Linked DNA regions of Homo sapiens: region 2 is linked to region 1. The links are chromatin loops, found by intact Hi-C in ENCODE. Cell type or tissue: heart left ventricle. All regions are shown on one strand.

Region 1 (8,000 bases):
AGAAAAGGAAGGAATGAAGGGAAAGAGGGAAGGAAAGAAGGAAAGAGGGAAGGAAGAAGGAAGGAAAAGGGAAAGAAGGGAAAGAGGGAAGAAAGGGAAAGAGGGAAGGAAGGAAGGAAGGAAGGAAGGAAGGAAGGAAGGAAGGAAGGAAGGGATGGAGGGAGGGAGGGGAGGTCATTTCCTAGAGGAAGTAAAAGTGCAGCTCCTCTCTGGTCTCCCCTGAGTAGAACATGAGAACATGACTAAACCAAAAATCAGGTATGTCTCTAGAGAGAGCTCGTACATCCAGGCGGACAAGCCTTCCATTACTAAAAGTGCCAGAGACAAGCCAAGGCCTGCGTGTGTGCACAGGAGACTAGAGGGCCCTCTGAGCCCTGGCTGGAGGGGGGACCAGGTTCAAGCCCATCTTCTGCTCACAGCCTGGGTGATCCTGGCAGCCACGTGCCCTCCTTGCTGGGGCTCAGGTGCCTCATCTGTCAAGTGCCGGTGGCTGGGACAGGACCCCTCAGCCTGATAGGCTAAGACTCTAAGTGCTGCTGGAGTTAAGACGGCAACGCAATCTCCAAGCCTGTCAGGGACCCCTGGTAGCTGGGTGAGTGATGGTCCCGGGGGATTGACCAGCTGTTTGGGTGTCCCATAAACACAGCCTTAAAGTGGCTGGTTCCGCCCATCCATCTTGCCCTTGGGGCCGCGCCCTGGCGGCTTTCAGAGTGGCCCTAGTTGACATCGGTGTTGGCCCCTTCCGGGTGGCGCTGGGCCGTTGATGGGCTCTGTGATGGATGGGTCTCCACTGTGGAGGTGCCACAGCTCAGGACGCCCTGAGGGTGACGCCGGGGGCTTCAGCAGGAACAGCTGGGTGGAGGCAGAGCTGTTCTGCTGTGGCTGCAGCCCTGAACTGTGGGATTCAGAGCTGAGAGTGAGGTAATGAAGCCAAGTGCTTCCAGGGTCTACAGATGGAGGTGACCCAGACACACTGTACAATAGACTCTCTGGAGTTTCCTTAGTTCCACAGAAACCTGCTCCCTCCCCTATGGCTGTAGCCTTTTTGTGTCTCTCCTGGTTTCAGATAGAACACCAGCCCCACCAAGCACAGGGCTTCCCTTGGGGCAGTAGAAAGTGGCAATACTATGGCCAGCCAGGCCACTCAGGGGTCTGAATTCAGAACGGCTGTTTTTTCTGATTTCTCCAGGGACCCCTGTACAAACCAAAGTTATCTCTCTGCAACCTCCAGGTCTGACCACGGATAACTGGCTGATTCCTCCTTCTGGCATTCAGGGTTGTACCCCTGTGTTCTGAACTGAGGGCTGGAGAGAGAAATAATGAACTCACCAAGCTCTACTGACTGCCTGCTGCTGGCCGCACATCACAGCCCTTGGATAGCACCATGGCCTGACTTTATGTAGAGCCGCTGACATCCCTAAGGCACTCAGGGCAAGACTGAAACATGCTGAGGCCATGCCCCATGGTGTTAGAAGGGATGATGTGAGCAGCCTGTCTTCTGCTCATTCCTGCAACACGCCTTAGGGTCTCTCAGGGGCATTGTTCATGATGGGAAGCTCGGAGGGCCTGGCCACAGACAGAGGTGACCCACAGTCACTGAGTTGGAGGGGTGGCCCCCAAGCTGGTGGGGAGAGGTAGAGAACTGGTGGAGATGGCTAAGATGATTCCTCATTTCCCCCGAATGGCCCTAGTTTTACTGCCCTTCCCACTACCTGCTTTCTCCAAACACACGCTCCCTCTCTGACCTGGCTGTCCCCCACCATTCTCACTAGAAATGTAGACTCTGGGAGAAAGGAAGGGCCCTTGGATCCCAGGAAGTTCCTTTACAGCTTCCCTAGATGTTGGGCATCTGCTGCTCTACTTGCATGCCCTGCATGACGGGGAGCTCCTCACCCGTCAAGCAGCCCTCCCCATTTTTGTGTCCTTACTGCTGATCTCTGCCATGCCCCCACCCCTCCTGGGGACGCAGCTCTGCTCTCCTAGCCCTAGGACTCCATCAGCTCTTCCTGCCCCAGGACTGGCCCTCAGAGGTGGGGGACAGTGAGTAGATTTCACTACTTTCTACTTAGGCTGTTAGTTGAGTCTAGCAGCCCCAGCTCCCCAGGGGATGGGGTCTCCAGGCCCCTTGTCACTTTAGCTGCCTGCTGTGGACATGCTGGTGTCCCTCCCCAGGGTCCCAGTCCCAGGCTATTCTCCTTCCCACTAACGCTCATTTAGCTCACCTAACTGCCCACTTCGACCACTTGGGGGCCCTTGCTGGTCTGGAATCTGTTCGGTGCCAGACTGAAGCATTAGTGCTAGTCCCTATGGCGCATTCCCAGCCAAACACTGGGGGGACAGCTGTATAGACTGCAAGCTTCCTTCTGTCCCTGTGGCTGTCTTTGCAGCTATTCTTAAACACCTGCTTCTCCCTTTCATTCTGGGCATGTCCCTAGTCCCTTTGAAGTTAGGTGTGGCTGTGTGACTTGCTTGGCAAATGAAATGTGAGCAGAAGAAACACGTGCAGGTTCAGGGTAGAAGCCCCGTCCCCTTTCCCTGGGTGACTGATGGGCTGGCCCATGAAGGCACATCATGTAACTGACTGAAAAATGCATTTTTCTGTGTGCAGACATGAGATGTTGGGCTTGTTTGTTGCTGCAATAGAACCCAGCCCACCCTGACTGTTAGACCCTGAAACTATAATCAGGGCAAATCCCTGCCCTTCTTCATAGCAGAATGTTCTCCAACTACCTAGTGGCTGTTCCCAAAGCACTGGAAGCTCTCTCTGCACCATCATCTTTCCCAAGTAGTCCAGGATATGAGAGGGGCTCAATACATATTTGTTGAATAAGCGAATGAAGGAGGAACTCTCTCTCACCCAGTGGCATCCTTGGGGTTATGGGCAGCCACCTATTGCATCTATTGCACTAAGACTAAATCCCCAACTCCCTACCAGGACCTGCCTGGTCCCCACCAACATCCTCAGCCTCATTGTCTCCCTGCTCCTCCCCACACCACCCTGTCTTGAGCACAAGCACACCCAGCCTATCTTCCCACCCCAGGGCCTTTGCACATGCCATTCCCTTCCTCTGCAGCACTGGATGATTTCTTCTCATGTTGCAGGCTCTGCCCAAATGTTTTTCCTCAGAGCATTCATCCCTGACCACTTGCATCTCAAGGCGTCCCCTACCCACATCACTTTTAAAAAAACATTTTATTTGAAAACAATATACAATTTGTGGAAAATTTGCAGGGATGAGAATGGGACCAAAAACACCTGCATACTCCTCACCTACTGTTAACTTTTTATTATTTACTGGGTTATTTGCTCTTGTTCTTTCTCTCTGTCTCTATCACTGTGTCTCTCCTCTGTGTCTGCCTCTCTCACAAACACACATATTTTGAGGGTAAATTGCAAATGTCATAGCCCTTGACCCCAAAATACTTTGGTGTGGGTTTCCCAAAAATAGAATTATGCTCTTATGTAACTACAGCTCCGTTCTTGACTTTGGTAATATTGAAATTAACATTAACATTGACAAAACACTTTAATCTGCCATCCATGTGCCAATTTTGTCAACTGACACAATGCTGCCCTGACGCAATGCCGCCCTTTATAGCATGTCTTTCCCCTCCATCACCCCATCTGATCCAGGGTCAGGTATTGTATTCAGTTGTTTTGTCTCTTTGGTCTCCTTCAGCCTGAAATGGTGTCCATAATCTTTCGTTGTCTTATATTGCATTGACATTTTTGAAGAACACAGTGTTTTTAGTGAAATGTTTCTCACTTGGAGTTTGTCTGCATTTCCTCCTGTTTGGGTGTGGGTTGTGCCTTCCTACCTGGTGTCAGTGGTGTTAGGGATGTGCGCTTGTAGGGCATCACAACTGGTGGCCCCCGGTGCCCGCATGCACCTCCATGGTGGTCAGTGGTTGATTTTGTCACCCTGCCAGGGTGGGTCCTGATTTCTCCACTGTATAACTTTTCCCCCCTCCTTGCGTTGAATACCTGGTCTATGAGGAGACACCTGCAGAGCATGCAAAAACACCCTACTCCTTGTCAAAGCTTTCCACCGGCTTTATCAGCCATTGATGACTCTTGCCTGAGCCAATCTTTGCCACAATGCTTGCAAAATGTTGATTTTTCCACCCAAATCCTCCCCCAACATTTCCCAGCTGGCTCTCAACTGGGAAATGGGGGAGGAGAGAGGCCTTTTTTTCGAGCCACAAGCCTGCCACAGTTTTGTCAACTGATGCAATGCTGCCCTTTATAGCCTGTCTTTCCCCTTCACCACCACATCTGATCCGAGGTCAGGTATTACATACCTGTATAAATAGTGTATAATCTTCCTTTTTTAGTGCATAACAACATGTTCCAGGCTTATAATGTATTGATCCTGTCCCAAGTTTGGAATCAGCCATTTCTCCAAGGAGCCCTGGATCCCATTCCCAAGGATGGTATTAGAGACCAACATCTGGGTACAGGATGTGCTCACTGCCACTGAGGTGTCTGCTTCAGAGCTCTCTCAGCAGACAGAGCCAGATACAAAAGATGTGTGCATGCATTCAAGACCTTACATACACACACCACATCGTATTCTATAATAGCTTGTCATTCCATCATCCTTTTCTGTAGGTTGAGCTGGAATGATCCGGGTGACTAATCTGACATCTATTTATCCTCCCTCTCCCTGATCCATTCCTAAGTGCCCTGGAAGTGGGGATTGGCCTCCTGTCTTTTCTCTTGCTGTGTGCCCAGCTTGGAGATCTTTAAGAACTTCCGAATGAATGAACCCACTTCCGTAGGCCCCACAAGGCTTTGCCTGAGGCTCTCAGATTCCCAGCAAGGGTCCATGGAACAAGTTAGCTTGTTGGACAGTGTGGTCTCAGGCCCTGGCTTGTGGCAGTAGGCAACAGCCCTATGTCCCTGGTACCTGTCTGCAGCCCTCCTCAAGCCAGCCCTCTAGGGACGGAGCTGCTCCCAGGCCCCTCTGTGCCCATTCCTTGACTCTCTACACTAGCTACAGGTTCAAGGCAGCACCTGGAGTCCTCACAGCAGTCCTGCTCTTTCAGGAATCAGAGCCCCATTTTGCAGATTAGGAAACCAAGGCTCAAAGAGGCTCTGGCCTCTTTGGAAAGAGACTGTGGAGCAGATTTCTGCCCAAGAAAATCATGAATTGCCCTCATGAGCCAAAGGTTTTGTGTGTGCAGAGTGGAACATCTGAGCCTGTCCATTTCTTGGTTGGACATGTGAATAATGTTTTCAAAAGAATTTCTGATTTGATGTCCTGGCCTAGCAGGGCTGCTGTGGGTGAGCCACATTCCACCTGACTCACCTGGTCCCAATTCCAACAGTGTGAGAATTCCCCAGGGCTGCCTTCCTGCTCCGTCTCTGGCACCTAGACCGAAGCAGAAAGAGCGCGGGGCGACTCATGCCGCCTCACATCACTCCTTGGTGACCTTCATCACATCCCTCCAAGCCTCAGTTTCCTAATCTGTCACTGGGGCTAAGTCCCCTCCCCCTTGCAGAGTTGTTGGGGAGGAAGAGTCTCACCTCCTCCAGAGGCCTTGGGAATGCACCCCACAGAGGTCCCATTGCTGTCCCACAACTTCACGGCTGTGTGACCAGCAGACACGAAAGGGGAGGGCAGCTCATTTTTCAAACAAAACGGTATCAGATGTGTGATTTGGTTAAAAAAATATATATTTCTGGCAATGGCTTCAGCTTTGCTCAAGAGAGAACTGGGTTGGGGGGAGAAGGTGGAGGGGAGGCTGTTCCAGTGGCTTAAAAAACCCCAGATAAGTGTACGGTGATTAAGCGCAACCATTAGCTCTAATGGGCAATAATTGGTGATGAGAAATAATTTTCTAGGGCACGACTGCCCCTGGTGCCCCCACACCCGGCCCCAGCAAGGGGACAGCCAAGGGGCTGATTAACTCCCAGGCTGGAGGAAATGTCGGAGGCACAAAAAGTTTCCAGATTCGAGGGTAATTGGGAGAAGTTATTTCACTTTCCACATCAGGCTGATGAGGGGCCACCCACCTGCCGGTGAGGGAGGGGCTCGGCCGGCTTCCTGCCCAGAAATGGAGGGCCACTGTGCAAGGGGCAGGGGTGGCCAGCATGGTTAGAGGGTGGGGGCAATTCCCACCTGTGTCACTGCTGGCCCTGTGACCCAGGGCAAGTCACCACAGGGTCCCTTCTCTGTCCTGACTTGCTCCCCAACCAGTATTTGCACAGGCCCTCGTCCTTTTCACCTCAAAATTCACAGACAAACCCACCAGCCAGCAGTTCAGTCTTCCCGAGTGCCCTCCCTTCCCCCAGAGCCTGCCCAAGGACCTGCTAGCCTTAGGGTACCTTTGTGGGATTCAGGGGAAGATGCCCCTCTTGGCCGCAGGCTACAACCTTGAGTGTGTCCAGCAGGAGCTGGCTGGACTCCTTGGAGCTCCTGTGTGCAGTGCACAACCTGCCCAACAGCCCTCTGCAGCCCAGCTGTGCTCATGTCTTCATCTCCTTCCTCCTCACTCTGCCCACTCAGCCTGTCCCCAGAAAGAGCTCTTGGTCACTTCAAATGAGTGAAGTCAAAGGCCCCACCTCTCTGCCCCCCACCTGCCTGCTCCTTCTTTCTTGAGCTCTGCTGCCTCCAAGACCTGCCTTCCTCTCTGCCTCAGCCTCACTCCCCTCTTCCCCAGTCCAAAGCACAAATTCTCCCATCCCCAACCCAATCTCTCTCTGAAAGCCCTTTGCCCTGGGGACTTACTGCACACCCTGATCATCTCCCTCCCAGATCTGCACCTCTCCCTGGGTCCATGAGTGGGTCTCTCTCCTCTCTCTCTTACTTTTTCTCCCTCTCCCTCGTCCTCTCCATGTGTGTGTATGTGTGTTCAGTGTGTCTTTCATAGTGATTGACCCAAGGCAGTGAGACAAGCATGCCTCCTGAAGCTAAGGAGGCTTTGTGCAATAGGAAGGCCTTTCCCTTCCCTGGCTCAGGGCTGCAGTGCTCTCCCAGGCATGAGACTGAGCTCCCCCTCACAGGAGGCATGTAACCAGGGCCTGTACGGCTGCACCCCTAGGATGCTGCAGAGAGGAGTCCTGTCCTTTGAGGGCCTAGGTGGGATAATCTAAGGAGGTGTTGGCCTAGGATAAGCTGAGGCCTCTAGGCTGACCCCATGGCAGCCTCCTCTAGCTGTCCTCTCTGCCGTCTGCAGGCCAGGGCTTCAGCTCCCAAGTTGCAGGTGAGGTCAGCCTCAGGATACCTCCACCACTGACCAGCTGCCGAACCTCTCTGGGCCACAATGTCCTCCTCTGAAAATGAAAATCGTGGTGTTACCACCTCACGGGACCGACCCGAGGATGAAGGAGCTGGCCACAGAGGTGCTTCCAGGACAGACTGGTGCCCAGAAGACTCCAGGACAACAGCTGCTGGTATCACTGCGTGGGGCAGTGAGACATCGGGGCTGTTCCCGCTGCATGATTGCCCCGTCCCAGGTTGTTGCCCACAAAGTCCCCTCTATATGCGCTGTGCCCCCAGAATTGCGCAGCGTCAGTTATAAACGTAATACTGTGTGGCCGGTGCCGTTGTAAGCACTGTAGATGAGTGTGTTTATTCTGTTTCTCCACACCTCTGTGAGGTGGGCATTCTTGTGACCCCTATTCCATCGGCGAGAATCGGGGGCAGCCAGATCCAATAACTTGCCGCAGGCTGGGCTGGCACTGCGTGCTGCGCCTCCTCTGAGCCTAGCACTCTGGCCTCACAGTCGGTGCTCGTAGCATTTCAGCTGTATGACTCTAACAGCAATTACAGTCATGGCCTTCGCCGCCGCCACCATTCCCGTTCCGGTTGGAGAACACAATGCACCGCGCACAGGCTGTGCCAAAGTCCACAGGCACCCTTCGGCCTCCATCATCGCGCCCTCTTCACAGATGAGCAAACGGAGGCCAGACGTCACCGGCAGGCGGCGCTGCGGTGCGCGAGGCCTCGCACCTGCACGGGAAGCAGCGGAGAGGACGCAGGTAAGGTAAAGCC
Region 2 (8,000 bases), 120 kb after region 1:
AATGTACTAACAAGTGAAGAAAGCAGTCATCAGCTCAGAGTAAATGATGCAGAAGGTGAGGGAATGCATGCTCTCTGAGGGAATGGGCCAAGCCCAGAATCTTGTCCAAAGAAGGCACAATAACTTTTCAGTTGTGGTAAAATATGCATAACATAAAATTTACCATTGTGACTATTTTTAAGAGTTCAGTGGTTTTAAGTACAGTCACATTGTTGTGCAACCATCATCATCATCCATCTGTGTAACTCTTTCCATCTTGTAAAACTGAAAATCTGTCCCCCTTCAACACGAATTCCCCATTGCCCCTCCTCCAGCCCCAGAGTAGGCTCACTGTGCACTGGCTAGCAAATTGTCAGAGTCCAGTGAGAGAACACACAGGCACCCAACAGGTTACATGAAGCGGGTTTGTTCCTTACAGTAGGTAGCAAGGGACAATGGAAGCCTGGGATCCCCTGTCTTGTTCATTCATGTGTGCCCCACTTGCACCCCAGCTGAAGGGTCCTGGAAAGCAGGTCTTGGGCTGGGTTTTAGACCATGGAGCAAAGAGGCTTGCTGGCTAAACCATTGAAGGACATCCTGCTTCTATGGGGGGAACTGGAACAGAGCCAGGGCTGCCCCAGCCGTCCCTCTCTATGGGTGTCATATCCACAGCACATTCTACAGTTATTCTTGAGGACTACAGGTGAGTAAAGGGGGAGAAGCGAGATTGTCCAAAGCCACCTAAACCCTGGCACCCCCGTTCTACTTTCTGCCTCTATGACTTCGATGACTGTAGGGACTTCATATAACTGGAATCACACAGTATTTGCCCTTTGCTGACTGCCTTATTTCACTTAGCATAATGTCCTCAAGTTTCGTCCACGTTGTAGCATGGGTCAGAACTTCCTTCCTTTTTAAGTCTGAATAACATTCCATTGTGTGTACAGAGCACATTTTATTTCTCAATTCATCCGCTGATAGACACTCAAGATGCTTCCACCCTTTGGCTATTGTGAATCATGCTGCTACGAACATGGGTGTACAAATAAGGCACGAATAACTTCTTATTGTAAGATCAAATAAGTGAATGAGGAAATGAATACATGAATGAATGAACAAATAAATGATATGTAAAGGGCATCCACACTTGCGCTTCTCCCACAGCCCCACTCACTCCCTGACTATGATGCTGGTTTCTGCTGCTGCTGCCGCTGCCTCCTCCTCCTCCTCCTCCTCTTTCTCCGGCCTTGCGCATCCCCCATCAGCAAGAGCACAGGAGCTCCATGTGGACTGGGCCTCCAAGAACCCGCTGAGCTGCCCAGCGGGGCCCCTTCACAATGAAGCACGCTGTCCCTTCTTTAGAAGGGATTCTGCTTTCTTATGTTCACAGGATGTCCAAGGTCTCCTTGAAGATCAGGAAATGCAGGCAGCCATCCCAGCCTCTGAATAGCTGCTGCCAGCATTACACAGACCGGGCATCAGACGGTGTGCGATCCTCCTTGCTTTCTCCTCCTTTCTTTCCCTCTTCCTTCCTCCTCCTCCTCCCTGTTACACACCAGGGAGGCTGCTGCATGATTGACGCAAAGCCAGTGGCTGCTTGAAGGGGAACGTGAGGATTCCAGAAGCTCTGAGCTGGGCAGGGTCCTCTGAAAGTCTCTACTCTTAGCTGGTCTTAAACCTCGCTTTGCAGCTATCCTGTTGTTCAGATAAAAGCCTACCCAGAGCCACAACAGTTCGGAGACATGAGGGGAGCTGCTTTCATGGTTTCCCCTCCCCACAGTGGCCCTCTATGGAGCTTGCCCATCCACTCATGTTACACAGAACAAGACCAACACCACACAGCTGACAAAGGGTGTGGGGTCCAGCAAATCAACCCAGGGGCAGCTGGAGCTTGACCTTGCAGGGGAACTCTGGGAGCCAGTGTGGACAGCACCCCTTAGCATCATCTATCTGGGGGTGAGGCGGGTGTCTATCCACAAACTCCCGCCCACCCCTGGTTGAGGACCACTTTCAAGGGTGGAAGGGGTGAATTTCTTGGCACTTTCAGGCTGCTGCAAGGGCAGGCTTTGGTGGCAGCCGAAGTCCTGAGCCAACTCAAAGCCAGAGCTTATAGCTGAAAGAACTGGGCCATCACTCATTCATTCATTCGTTCATTCATTCACTGCAGGGCCTGACGGGTTTGACTGAGAGCTGCTGAAGCATCAGTGTAGGAATGACATAGCCTGACCTATGAGACCCTGAGGAGCCCCAAGAGTGGAGCACCCCTAGGGTGACACCCATGCTGCCAAGGGACTGTCAATCACCCTGCCCCTGCCCCTGCCTCAGTTTACCACCAGCAGGCAGGGGAGGAGAGGGCATTGCATTCCACTGGCTGTGACAGGGAAGGCTAAGCTAACTATTGTCATATGAGATCTTCACACATGGGTCATAACCAGACAGTGAGAGTTTGGCCGGGACCTCCCAGTGTGTAAGTGTCAGGGCAGCAGGACATTCATTCATCTGGTCCACAGATCTTTGCTGTGCACTTGCCACATCCCAGCACTGTCCAGGAACTGGGGTGCACGACAGGCAGGGTCTCTGCCCTTCCGGAGCAGACATGCTGGTGGGAGAGATGGGCAGCTCCCGAGGACTGCCCTCGTGTAAGTGCCATGAAGACAATGGAAGGGAATTATGCCAGACCCTCAGGGACCCCAGCACAAACTTGCCTCCAAAGCCCAGGCTCTCTCCTTGACAATAGTCCATCATCAGCCCACAAGGAGAAAGGAGCAGCAAAGGCCTGCAGAGAGCCAGCCCTGTCCCCTTGCCCAGAACAGGGGTGCCCCCTGCAGTTCTGTGAGCTGCTCCATCCTAGCAGCTCCCATCAGCTCCAGGGACAGTACGCGAACACCAAGTTATACCCTCACATTTATTCCAAAAATCTTTTGGGAGGAAATCCCACTCATTGCATGTCCAGGCACCTAATGAGGACATGAGATCATGTTATCAGTTCCTATTTTAAAGAGGGGGATACTGAGGCACAGAGAAGACAGGTAACTTGCCGAAGATCACACAGCTAACAAATGATGAAGCCCTGGGTCTTAACTACAGTGCTAGGCTGCCCCATGGCTCAGCTGTGCTTGTATTCGGGGCCTTCACTGATTGAACTCAGAACAGCTGTATTCTGGAATGAATTGCAACGCAGTTCAGCCAGCTAAGCCTTCTCTGGGAATCTTCTCAGGGCTGAAGGTACAGGACTAGCTCATCAAGTTACTTTGGGCTGAATTACACCCCAGCTCTGCTTGCCATTCACTAGGTGTGAGACCCTTTTCTAAGCCTCAGTTTTCTCATCTGAGAAACAGATTTCACCCTCTCTATCTCAAGAGGTTTTTAGGATTAACCACACTGGGATTAGCCACGGCCATGCCCAACATCAATGCTTCCAAAATGGTGGAGATGGGGGTGGAGAGGCCCCATCCTGGGCCTGGCACACATAGCTGGTCCCCAGTGCAAGCTGGCTTCTATCCCTGCCTCTGCTTGGAGAGGGCCTGGGCTCCCTTCAGGCTCCAGGGCTGGGAAACGATGCCACTTGGTGCTCCTGCACCACATCCCCACATGGACCCCTGGACCATTCCCAAATCCTGACTGCAGGACCAGCCCAAACCCCTCCAGACCTTCCCCCCGCCCACACTCAGCCACCAGCCACCATTCAGACAGGAGGAGGGACTCCTACAGATACCCCTGGGGGAAAAAAAAGAACCACTCAGCCAGCATCCTCCTGACTCTGAGGTTGGGGGGCGGGAGCGGTGTCGGAGCATTTGCAGAGTAAGTTCTTTAAAGTGCAGGGGAATGCTAGGTGGACAGGAGCTGTGAGAGACCTTGCCCCAAAGATAGATCCCAGGTAGATACAGAAGGCATTGTGAGTGGTGGTGAGTGCCAGAGCGCACTGCAGTGTGAGTCAGGGTCAGAGCAGCCCTCTTCTGCGAAACGACCCTTTGGAGCCCAGGACGGAAGAAGGAGACAGTCCCTGGCAACCGGGAGCACAGGGAAGAGCATTGCAGACTGAGGAACAGCATGTGCGAGTGCCCTGGGGAAGGAGGGAGTTGGCTCATTCGAAAAGCAGAAACACAAGGAGGAAGTTTTCTGTCACTTTCCATTTTCTCCACTACCAGGCAGGGAACTCGCCCGTTTCTGTGCTCAAGGTCACATGGTGGTCTGCGGGACAGCTGGGCTGCCTTCCTTCAGTAACTCTTTCCTCACCCCAACTTTTCCACCTTCTTCTCCTATCTGCTCTTTCCCTTTCCTTTCTCCAGCCTGTCTCTCCATTTCTTCCCCTCCCTTTCCGCCGTTTCTGTGCCTCCCCACCCCCACTCTCTCACACACACTTCCCTGTTTCCCCTTTTCTCTCTCTTAGACACTGCCGCTGTCTTCCACCTCTGTCTCTCCTTTCTGCATTTCTTACCCCGTGTCTCGGTCCCAGCTCCCTCGGGGTCGAGTCCCTCTGCGTGTCCTCCCCTACCTCGGCCTCCACCTGCCCCTTGCACGGGCGGCGCCGCCTGCCATGCGCAGCACGAGCCTCGCTAATGCGTTTCGCATGGCGCGTCAGTCAAACGCCCTTCTAATGTCCTTAAAGCACGCAGAAAATTGCATCCTTATGAAAAAGGAGAAAAAAAGCAAATTGCCTGGTGGAAGCGGAGCTGCCGCGGGGGCTGGGGCGGCAGCGCGTGCGGGCGGAGTTGCGTTCGGCAGGGCGGACTTGGGGCGGCTGTCAGGGGCTCTCCCGGGCCAAGGCGCAAGAGCAAGACGCTGCCTCCTCCCAGCGCTTCCAAGTGGCGCCTGGGCCCACATCCTTGCCTGCTCTCTCCCACTCTTCCACCTCTCCTTGCTCGTTCCGGACACCCTGGCCTCCCACTGCACCACCTCCCTCCGCTAGGCTCATAACCGCCTCCGGACCTTGCACTTGGTTTCGCTCATCCCCAGGCGCTTTTCACAACACAGACCCTTCCTCCTGGTCACTCAGGTCTCCACTGAAGGGTCACTTCCTGAGACCAATCTTCCCAGACCACCCTGACTAAAGCCCCCACCCCACTCATCTTCTATCACCTGCTGCATTTTCCACATGACAACGACCACTCTCTGAAATCATCTTGTGGATTTAATTGTGGCTTCTTCACCGTCTGTCCACCCCTCCCCAGCACAGTGTCTGGCACGCAGAGGGCATGTTGAACAAATTGGTGAACAAATGAGTGAGACTTATTCCAGGCAGGCAGGGGCTTTGGAGACTCTAAGGCATGTGGGGCACTCCAAGCTGGACCTTGAGGCTGCTGAGTGAGGGGCAGTGGAGACTAACCAAGCTGAAATCAGATCCAGTTCGTTGCTAATGACTTTGTGTTCCTGGGCAAGTTGCCTAACATCTGTGAGCTTTATCTTCTGGAAAATGGGAGCAGGAGCACCTAGCTTACTGGGGTGTCCCTGGATCGATAAAGTAATTCAGAAGAAATGGGGGGGGGGTTCTGTCCCTAGCGCTAGGAATTGTCTGCCATACTCAATAAGTGCTTGTTAAAGGAATGAAGGGCTGACATAAGAGCTTGATACATATCAGCCAGTCCATGCTGCCACTGATGTCAGATGCACGATTATTTCCTGAAGCATTGAGAAAGAAACGTTGTTTAAATATTGCGAATGAAGCCATAACCCATTGCTCTCATATCACCTGGAATTTTTATTTTATACTTACTCAAATATCTCTTTTAGGCTTATTAGCACATAGATTTAAAAAAAAAAAAACCACAGATCACTATTGAGTTTACATCAAAACGGCAACTATCAGCGCAATCAATCATCAGTGGAGGTATTCCTAAAACTTCTTTGAGAAGCCTTCTTTGAGAGAGGTCAGAGGCACCTCTCTCAATGGACACCCTCTAAGCTGCTCTTCCCCTGTGAATTTCTATGCCTTGCTGAAGAACCACCCCCCACCCCGCCCCGCCCCAAGCTTCTCCTCCCCTGTGAATTCCTTGGCCTAGCTGAAGGACTCCCCTCTGTGGTCTTCCCCTCCAGTGTTGGTGCCTGAGAGGCCAGGGGCCACCACTGTTCACTGGAATGGCTAAATAACCTCGGCAGTACACCCATGGGAGTGGGCGGGAGGTCACATGGAGCATCCATGACACCCACAGCCTCTGGGACCCTCGTCCCCATCTCAACTGTCATGGAACCCAGATTTCAGAAATGGGAAGATGCTGTCTTAAAGTCGAGACCTAGGGACACTACTGTGTAAGAGCTAAGACAAATTGAACTTCTGAAGTCACACCAGTGAGGGTCCCCCTTCCAAAGTCAGAGAGATCCCAAGAGGAAAGGCCCTTCCCTGGAGGGGCCTCTGACAGTCCTGGGGCAGGAAGTTATGAGTGGCCCGGGGGACCAGAATAGAGGTAGAGAGCTGAGCCAGAGTCAGCACCTGCTGGCCCCTCGGCTGCCATTACCTTCCTGCCCCGCCCAGCGGAGCGAGGAGTCCCAGCTCCCTTACCTCCCTACAGTGGGGTTGGGGAGGTGGCATTTGAGAAGTTTTCCTTCAGCTCGGAGATCTGGCCCCGGGCTGAGCTGGGAGGGAGGGTGGGGGCTGTAGGTGGGACCGCTGGGGAACCCAGCCTGAACAGAGGGGACAGAGGTTCCCAGCATCAGCTAGTCTCCTCCGTGGACACAGGAACCCAAAGTGGGCTCAGGGGATGTCCTTTGCGTTCCTTCTCCGGTACTGTCATTTCTAGGGCAGAGGCTCCCTGACCTGTAGAAAGGAAATCAGGCAGGGGAGCAACTGAAAACAAAGGCGGTACCAGGTTTCTGCTCGGACCCTGGAGCTCCAGGGAGATGGGGAGAGATGGCCGAGTGAAGGTGCTCACTCGGGGTTGAGAGGACCACATTTTGGCCACTCCTAGCTGGCCCTGCTCGGTTTCCCTGTAGGCACAGTAAGACAGTGCCCTCCAGCTCCAGGGGACAAAAACTTCAGATTCTGCTGTTGTCGACTTGGGCTGGGACCCGCGCTTCTTCTTTTTTTTTTTTCTTTCTTAGTCCCCACAAGTGACCCTCTAGGGGAATCCAGAACAGGGAAGGGAGCAAGCCAGAGGAACTTTTTTTTTTTTTAGGTGAAAAGCCAGGGGGAGGGATGGGGCGCCCCCGCTCGCGACTACGCCTGCGACTGTCCTCGCGCTGCGGGGGCTGTGCGTGGAGCCCGCGGTAAGCTGGAATATCCAAGCCAGCTGCAAGTGGCCTTCCGTTCCCCACACGCCTCCTGCGTGCTGGGCCCAGCTGGGCGCCGCCCAAATCTTCTCTCTCCCGAGACTCTCCAGCTCCCCTTCTACTGACCAGGAGAACGTCTTGCTCCGGCCAGGATCACACCAGTGGAGAAGCGACCCCCTCCCCCATCCCGGGCCGGGGCCCTTCTGACAAGCCTCCCCAAGGACTCCCTCATTCCCCAGGCCACCTTGAACAAAGCACACTGAGCGCAAACTTCGCGCCTCTGGGGGAACGCTGCGGCCAGGCTAATCCCAGCCCTCTCTCCTCCCCCAGCCCTTCGCGTCCCCAGGGTCCAGGCGGTCGCAGGCGCTCCCCACTCCCGCAGGGCCACAGCTCTCGCGAGACTCCTGAGCCCTCTCCCTCCCCTGGCTGCGGCCCCCGGGCTCCGGGAAGCTCAGCCACCTGGGCCCACGCCATATCTGGGTTTTTTTCCCAGGACTTTGGGGATGAGAAGAGACTTGTGCATAGAGCGGAAGAGGAATGGGATCCAAGGGACCTTTCCTTCAAGTCCCGGGCCTGAAATGAAGGATGCGACTGCTGCCTGCAGGCAGAGAGACAACCTCAGCGCTCGGTGGCTGGGGCGCAGTGGCACGCAGGGCGGGCGCCAGGTAGCTCCGGTCGGGCACGCGCAGTCCGACAGACTGTGTCACCTTGGAAGACAGGATGCGGCCCTTTACCTAGAGTGGCAGCTTTGTGGGCTAGGTCAGCACGGGGTCTCCGGGCCGGCGGGCAATCGTCTGCCTCTGCGCCTTAGCTCCCTG

Evidence for each region. Hi-C counts contacts between places; a loop is a spot of excess contacts. Peaks named below come from ENCODE experiments on the same cell type or tissue, not always from the same donor. Only the 100,000 strongest peaks of a DNase experiment are listed, where the experiment ranks them.
Region 2: a loop joins it to region 1, with 2.6 times the contacts of the local background. A loop is called at or near these places in 5 of 110 quality-filtered maps.

What each region holds. Positions count from the first base shown.
Region 1 is chr9:93,818,529-93,826,528 of GRCh38, forward strand. MIR4291 (microRNA 4291) reads left to right here and starts at 829; the gene lies at 829-893. The region is part of intron 1 of LOC101928014 (a long non-coding RNA gene); the gene reads left to right. In heart left ventricle, no CTCF peak of the experiment used is centred here; a DNase peak (open chromatin) is centred at 7,973; H3K27me3 peaks cover 3,797 bases.
Region 2 is chr9:93,941,416-93,949,415 of GRCh38, forward strand. No RefSeq gene overlaps it. Among named protein-coding and RNA genes, the nearest start is that of BARX1, 9.9 kb to the right of the region's middle. RefSeq lists enhancers at 6,694-7,621, 7,622-8,000. In heart left ventricle, no CTCF peak of the experiment used is centred here; a DNase peak (open chromatin) is centred at 4,606; H3K4me3 peaks cover 703 bases; H3K27me3 peaks cover 7,883 bases.